2 separate regions of the Homo sapiens genome follow, and region 2 is linked to region 1. A link is a contact called in ENCODE Hi-C or POLR2A ChIA-PET data. All regions are on one chromosome and are shown on one strand. The core of a region is the stretch at or near the end of the contact, and the rest is flanking DNA. Distances in the headings are between cores, read along the strand shown.

Region 1 (3,211 bases), core at 515-3,014:
CGATAAAAGTTTGAACTTTTATTCATTATTACTTTACGGTTATTACCAAAGCAGAAGCAATTGCACTCAGCACAGTGGCCAGATTTTAAATGAAACATTAAACATTTTTTTAAGAAGGGAATTTCCTTAATTTGTTAAGAGACATCTATAAAAAATATCTACAGCATATTTCTTAATAGTGAAATATCAAAAACAGTCCCTTTAAGAATGGAGCAAAGGACGGGCGCAGTGGCTTATGCCTTGCACTTTAGGAGTTCAAGGCAGGAGGATCATTTGAGGCCAGGAGTTTGAGACCAGCCTGGGGAACAAGGTGAGACCCTATCTCTAAAAAAACAACCAAACAAAATAACTAGTAAGGTGTGTATGTGTAAGTGTGTATCTATCTATCTATCTATCTATCTATCTATCTATCTATCTATCTATCATCTATCTATCTGTGTGTGTGTGTGTGCGCCCACACACGCACGTGTAGTGGGAGGTGAGAGTTTTAAGGGAGGAGCCACATAAACTGGACTATGTCTAGTTTGAAATAACTGAAATAACTCCACAGATTAGGGTGGGTCTAATTGGAAAAATCTCCATAGATTATTTTGATATAACCATTCCCTTCTCACTTGAGAATCTTGGCTTTGTCTTATTCTTAAAACAAATATACTATGGCTTATTTGAATAAAGCTGTCACTAAAACAGCTGTCTGTGAAACTACTCTTCTAGAACAGCCCACCCCCAAAAATTACTTAAGCTATTAACGACAATTCCATTTCTCTTGCCAGTGACTGCCTCAGAAATGGACAGCTGACCCAGTTCTGGCAAATGAGGTGTCAGGGGCATCAGCCGGGAAGCTCTGGGGAAGGTTCCTCTCTGCTCAGGAAGAGACATGAGGTAGTCTCTCTGTTCTCTGCCAGTGTCTCACCAGAGAGGATGCTTGGACCACTGTGCCCAGCTTGTCCGTGGTCAGAAGACAATGCCAACATGTGGAAAAGGGCTCCCAAGCAAAACCTAGAGTCCTCCTTTGAATATTTTCTTATATAAAATAATGTATTTCTTTATTGTGTAAGCCATTTTGAATTTGTCACTTAGAGCCAAAAAGCATTCTAATGATTCGAGCTTGAAAACTTTTAGGAATGAAATATTAACACGGGGATTTGAATGTACAACTCCTTTTCCTGGATTAAGCAATTCCAAAAGTATTTTTCAACCTCTCAAGCTTAACACATTTATAGAGTTCCAAAGCCAAATGAAGAAATCAGCTAAGGTAGGGAGGATCAGATGCTTGCAGAGTGGAATATTGATGCTGTCAATCATACACTTGAAAATGTTTGAATAACATTGGCTGTCAAATGTGTGGTTTCTTTTAGGTTGTTCTAATTTCATTCGGGTTCTTTAATTTGCACATCAACACTGAGGCATTATCCTAGAACACCTCCCTTTGCCGATTCTGACTTCTTTAAAATTTGAAACTTTTTCAGGAGAGTCCAGATGGCGCCTCTATCAATTAACTCTGAGAATCACACTCCAGTTTAGCACTTCCAGTGAGGGGCACTTGGAGAGTACTGATATATGATCCAGTTAAGATAGTTAACATGCTGAGTAAATACAAGAGTAACACTTTACGCTGCACACCATTTGACTGAAACTATGCCTTCAAAATTCTTAGCAATTTCATTTGCTCTTCTGGTTAATTCTGCTCCAGCACTGAGACCTGATACTCTTGTGACATTGTGGAGCTATCGGAAGTAGCAGCTGATTTACCACACGGTAAACCCTCTTGAGCCCCAGGGCATTCTGCCAAAACACTGCCTGAGATTTGCTGCTCCATTTTTAGTACATGGGCTGGGTTTCTTCATACAATGCTTGAAAGCCAATCTGCATCAGCAGCGTTGAGGCTTTTAGCTTTTAAATATTTTTAATTAAGATGATCTTCAGAAGTCATTGGTTTGATCTTAGAAATATGACAATTGCACATTCAGATTACATGTTCCCTTAGAACTCATCTCTTTCTACAAGCATTCTTGGATAAAGCCAATCTTCATCACTGTACAGCTTGTACTATTTGTATTATTTTGGCCTCATTCTCTGGTTATTTCCTTCATGCATTTTTTTTTCTCTGCAATTAGATTGTAAACTCTTCTAGGTCAGGAAGAATAGCTGTTTTTTTTGCAGCATTCAGTATATATTAATAAATATTAATAAAAATATTAATAAAAGACCAAGAGATAATTAATCAATTATAATGGTATTATTCAATGTACTGAAGCAAATTAGCAAAATAGGCTTTACCTAAGTGGGAGGAGAGTTTCCATTTCACACTAGTAATACCATGCTTTGCACATAGTAGCATTTGGTAAATATTTCCTGAATGAATGAGATCACTCTACAGAACACAGAATTATGGAATTGGAAGGTATGTTAAAGAAATGACTACTGGCCCTCTTTTTTTAAAGCAAATTATCTCAGACTGATGAAAATCTATCTAGTTTTTAAAAGACCACAAACTTGCACAGTGAATCATTCCGACATTTTGAAGACTTCACTATTAAAATACTTTCTTTATATCCTCTCCTGGATGGTAGGGAAATTGATGACATAATTCCACTCAGACACACAAAAATAATTCTAAGATTTCCAAGGTGAGGAAAAGAAATAGTGGGAGAAAAACAGAAAGAGAGAGAGGGGGAGAGAGAGAGAGAGAGAGAGAGAGAGAGCGCATGCATGAGAGGGAGAAGAGAGAAGAAAGTTCCAGACAGATGACCATTTATCTTCCATTCTGAATGTCTTTTTTCCCCCAAAAGATATGGAAACATGGCCTAGCAATAGAGAGGTTAGTGAAAGGTTTTCATTTTATAATGCACTGAAATTATTTCCTTATGGTTAAAGAAAAACAGCCTATCCTTTAGCTTTAAAAAAGGGGGAGCATTTGTAACTGTGCAGAAAAGAATACTTAGGTTTCATTATTTCCTTTGGAAAAAAGTTATAACCTGCTCTGAATGAGTACAGTAGCTTTATATAAAAGATTATCAACCAGAATACATACTCCGGAAATTTTAGCTCCATTGACTTCGACTTTCTGGATAAAGGCCAAATGAAAATATCTTCCTTATGGGTGAAGGAAGAATCATCTGAGCTATTTATTTTAGCTATGTAAATGTATGTATTGTTTTTATTAAGGCAGCCGTGTTCTATTTTATGCTCTGTGGTTTTCTTCTCTCAA
Region 2 (3,211 bases), core at 372-2,871, 1.1 Mb after region 1:
ATGACCCTGATCAACAATGATAAGTGGAGACTCATTGTAACCAGAACAAGTTATTTGAGTTTGCCACCAGTAGGGGAAGACATTCATTCTAATCTGTCAAATCCATTGTTCGTTTACAAAAAGAGTGGTCTGTGGGAATGTGAGTAGCCTTGATTAAAACATCCAACTTCAGCCTCCTTAGCTTTAGTCTCTAACCACCTGAGATAGAACGTTAAAACATTCCCTTGCGTATTCAATACTTGCATGCCTTCTCAGAGCAGTTCCAGTGGCACAGAGAGGTAGGTTTGGTGAAGGTGGGCTCAGAAAGATGCCCACTTACTGTTAGTAGGAGGCATGAAAATGGAGGCAGCTGATAATAAATGACTCTTTCAAAAATGTGGCTAAAAAGGGAAGGAAAGAGACAAGGAGGAGCTAGAGGGGTCACGGGGATGAGGAAATGAAGATGGGAGAGAGGTTATAGTAGACAGAGGGAACAAAGCTAGTGGAATGAAGAGAGGGAAGATGTAAGAGAAAGGGGGTGGTCGTTGATGGATCCAGGCCCTAGAGAAGGCAGGAAGGGTGACATCAGGGGCACAGGTCAATATTAAATAAGGAGAGAGGGGAAAGAAGGTGGGGGACTAATGCAGGCAAATGTGTTGGTGGAGATGGGAATGTGGGGAGACTCTTATACAATTACCTCAAATTTTGAAAAATCCTTACAAGAACTTGTGAATTTGATCTACCCCTTATTACTGCTGCTCAAAAGAGTAGGAACCTAAGGCAAAGAGTGGTAAGATAAGTTACTCGAGTTTAGTCTATAAGTAGCGACAGATGTACTAAACAAGGAAAATTCCACCTTTCTCCTTCATGGGGCTAGGACGACAATCAGCCCACATTCTCCCACTCTGCAACTGCTGGGTGATAGTGGGCCTTGCTGGGACCTCATGCCACTATGCTCCCATTCTAAGGTGACGTTCCCTCCTCATGTGGGCTTTCCTTGAGGCAGGTGTGTGAGTCGGTGGCTCACTCATAACTTGCTGAGTAGCTAAAGAGCTGATTTAGTGTAGGAATGTTGTGTAAATTTCAAGCCTTGTCCTTTCGTAAATAGTCATTGCAAAGACAAAGAAGGTGTATTTAACAAACTTGAATTGTTTCCAGGTCACCCATTTGCTGTAGCAGTGTTTGAGGATTATGTGTGGTTCTCAGATTGGGCTATGCCATCAGTAATGAGAGTAAACAAGAGGACTGGCAAAGATAGAGTACGTCTCCAAGGCAGCATGCTGAAGCCCTCATCACTGGTTGTGGTTCATCCATTGGCAAAACCAGGTACATACTGGAGATGTTACACAGTCTTTCCTTGGCTGGAATCTGCAACTGTTTTAATTGTTTGATGTCATGCAGTTGGCGGGGGGGTGGAGGGGATTTTGTAACTTTCACTAACTGTGTAGATGTTAAGATTTTCTAAGATTTAAGTTTGTTTAAGACAATCTGGTAGTTTGGTAATTGGGGCTTTATCCCTCCAATTTCACCTCTTTTCTTGAACAACTTTTACTTACCTGCTGCATTTCGAAGAGCCTTGGGTTAAGGCAGGCAATTTAGACACCGGCAGTGGAAGCTTCTGTCGACACTTGGACCTTTCCATACCCCTGAGGAGTGAGCAAATGGAAAAGGCATTTCACATTTTATAGTAGCTCTTCTTTCTGAATTGCTCTTTGTCAGTTTGACTAGATGATGAGTCAGGAAATAAGAATCACATTTGACTAAAGAGCTTCTTGAAAAAAGTGCTGGCTATACCCAGTACTAATAAGGTAATAACATTCTGGGCTTATCTTAGAATCAGTGGCTCCTTGGGGGAACTCTTCTGAAATAGCTATTGATATACCCTCTATTTAGATACACTGCATTTCTCTCCCTAAAAGCTATAGCTCCCTAAAAGCAAGCTGTAGACTTGCATTAATGGCATCCTTTTCATCTTCAAACCCACTTGTGAATTTGTTTCTTTTCTCTACTAGGAGCAGATCCCTGCTTATATCAAAACGGAGGCTGTGAACATATTTGCAAAAAGAGGCTTGGAACTGCTTGGTGTTCGTGTCGTGAAGGTTTTATGAAAGCCTCAGATGGGAAAACGTGTCTGGCTCTGGATGGTCATCAGCTGTTGGCAGGTAATATAATAAATTATGTGGCAAATTACCTAACGTTGGCTCAGAAATACAGCTGTACATCAATCTTTATGCTTTTGCTGATTTTGAATATTTTGGATGTTAAAAGTTCTCCTGTTTTTAGGAATGCTAAGAATTTGTTTGTTTATTTGTTCTCTTCTGCTGAGTTTTGAGTTCCTTATTACAGGCAAAATTCAATTGACCTCTAGTGGTAACAGTCTTAAGCTCCAAGCCCTCCACCTCCCCATTTATAGTGGAGTGGGTCCCAGGCTTGGAAATAAATGCCAAAATGCTATCACCTCACAAAAATGTTCAGCGATATTTTGTTTAGAAGTTTTATGTCCTCAATTTTAGAGGTAGTAGTATATGATCTCTTATCACATGACAGGTCTTAATAAGAAAATCAAAGTCCTTTATAAAAAATAACTTCAGGATATCAGACAAATGTGGGAAATCCAGCCTGAGAAGGCTTGTGATGTACTTTTTTACAAACTAGATATGACTTTGAGGAAGAGGAAGAGTAAACCAAGTGTGAGGTATAACCAGTAGTACTTATTTGCCTCCCTTGAATGTGCACCCAAACAATCTGGGCATCTGTGGATTCATCCCTTGATATCTTTCTAGCAGAAATATACCAAAGATAATTTACATTTTATTAAATTTTTTAAAAATTTATATTTATCTGGTAGGCATGGTGTAAATATAAGTAAAGTAACAGATTGATGAAAAATAAACAAAAGTTATGCAATGAAAAAAAGAGGCTAGTTTCAGCTCACAATTCAAAATTTACTTATGTTTTTCCTCTAGCTAACCATCATAACTTTAGTATGCACTGAAAGAATTTATATGCATTTCTTATTTTATTACATAGAGTGTTAAAAAGCTGTGTAGTCAATGGTCAAGAGTTTTAAAAATTAATAATTCTTATTGATTCACAACAATCTTCTTGTGAAACTGGGTTTTATTTTTATTTTTTGAGACAGGGTCTCCCTCTGTTGCTCAGGCTGGAGTACAGTGGCATGTTCATGGCTCACTGCAGCCTTGGCCCCACCCAGGCTCAAATAGCTGGGACC

What was found. A loop is a pair of places that touch in the nucleus more often than their neighbours do. ChIA-PET counts read pairs that join two places held with the same protein, here RNA polymerase II (POLR2A). Pooled maps may share reads with other maps.
Region 2: a loop to region 1 is called in a pooled map, with 4 times the contacts of the local background. The contact joins two enhancer-like sites. A Hi-C loop is called at or near these places in 1 of 168 maps with a recorded cell type or tissue (naive thymus-derived CD4-positive, alpha-beta T cell) and 14 of 50 pooled maps. POLR2A ChIA-PET finds 5 or more read pairs at or near these places in 1 of 52 experiments (OCI-LY7).

The regions. Positions count from the first base shown.
Region 1 is chr4:108,829,012-108,832,222 of GRCh38, forward strand. The region is part of intron 32 of COL25A1 (collagen type XXV alpha 1 chain); the gene reads right to left. Among named protein-coding and RNA genes, the nearest start is that of ETNPPL, 68 kb to the left of the region's middle. Within about 2 kb of position 1,765, at least 2 of the 41 ENCODE cell types and tissues checked have a DNase peak (open chromatin) inside an H3K27ac peak, as active enhancers do.
Region 2 is chr4:109,978,835-109,982,045 of GRCh38, forward strand. EGF (epidermal growth factor) reads left to right here. Exons shown (of 24, transcript NM_001963.6): 14 at 1,138-1,305; 15 at 1,992-2,141. Among named protein-coding and RNA genes, the nearest start is that of EGF, 68 kb to the left of the region's middle. RefSeq lists an enhancer at 1,005-2,204. Within about 2 kb of position 1,622, at least 2 of the 41 ENCODE cell types and tissues checked have a DNase peak (open chromatin) inside an H3K27ac peak, as active enhancers do.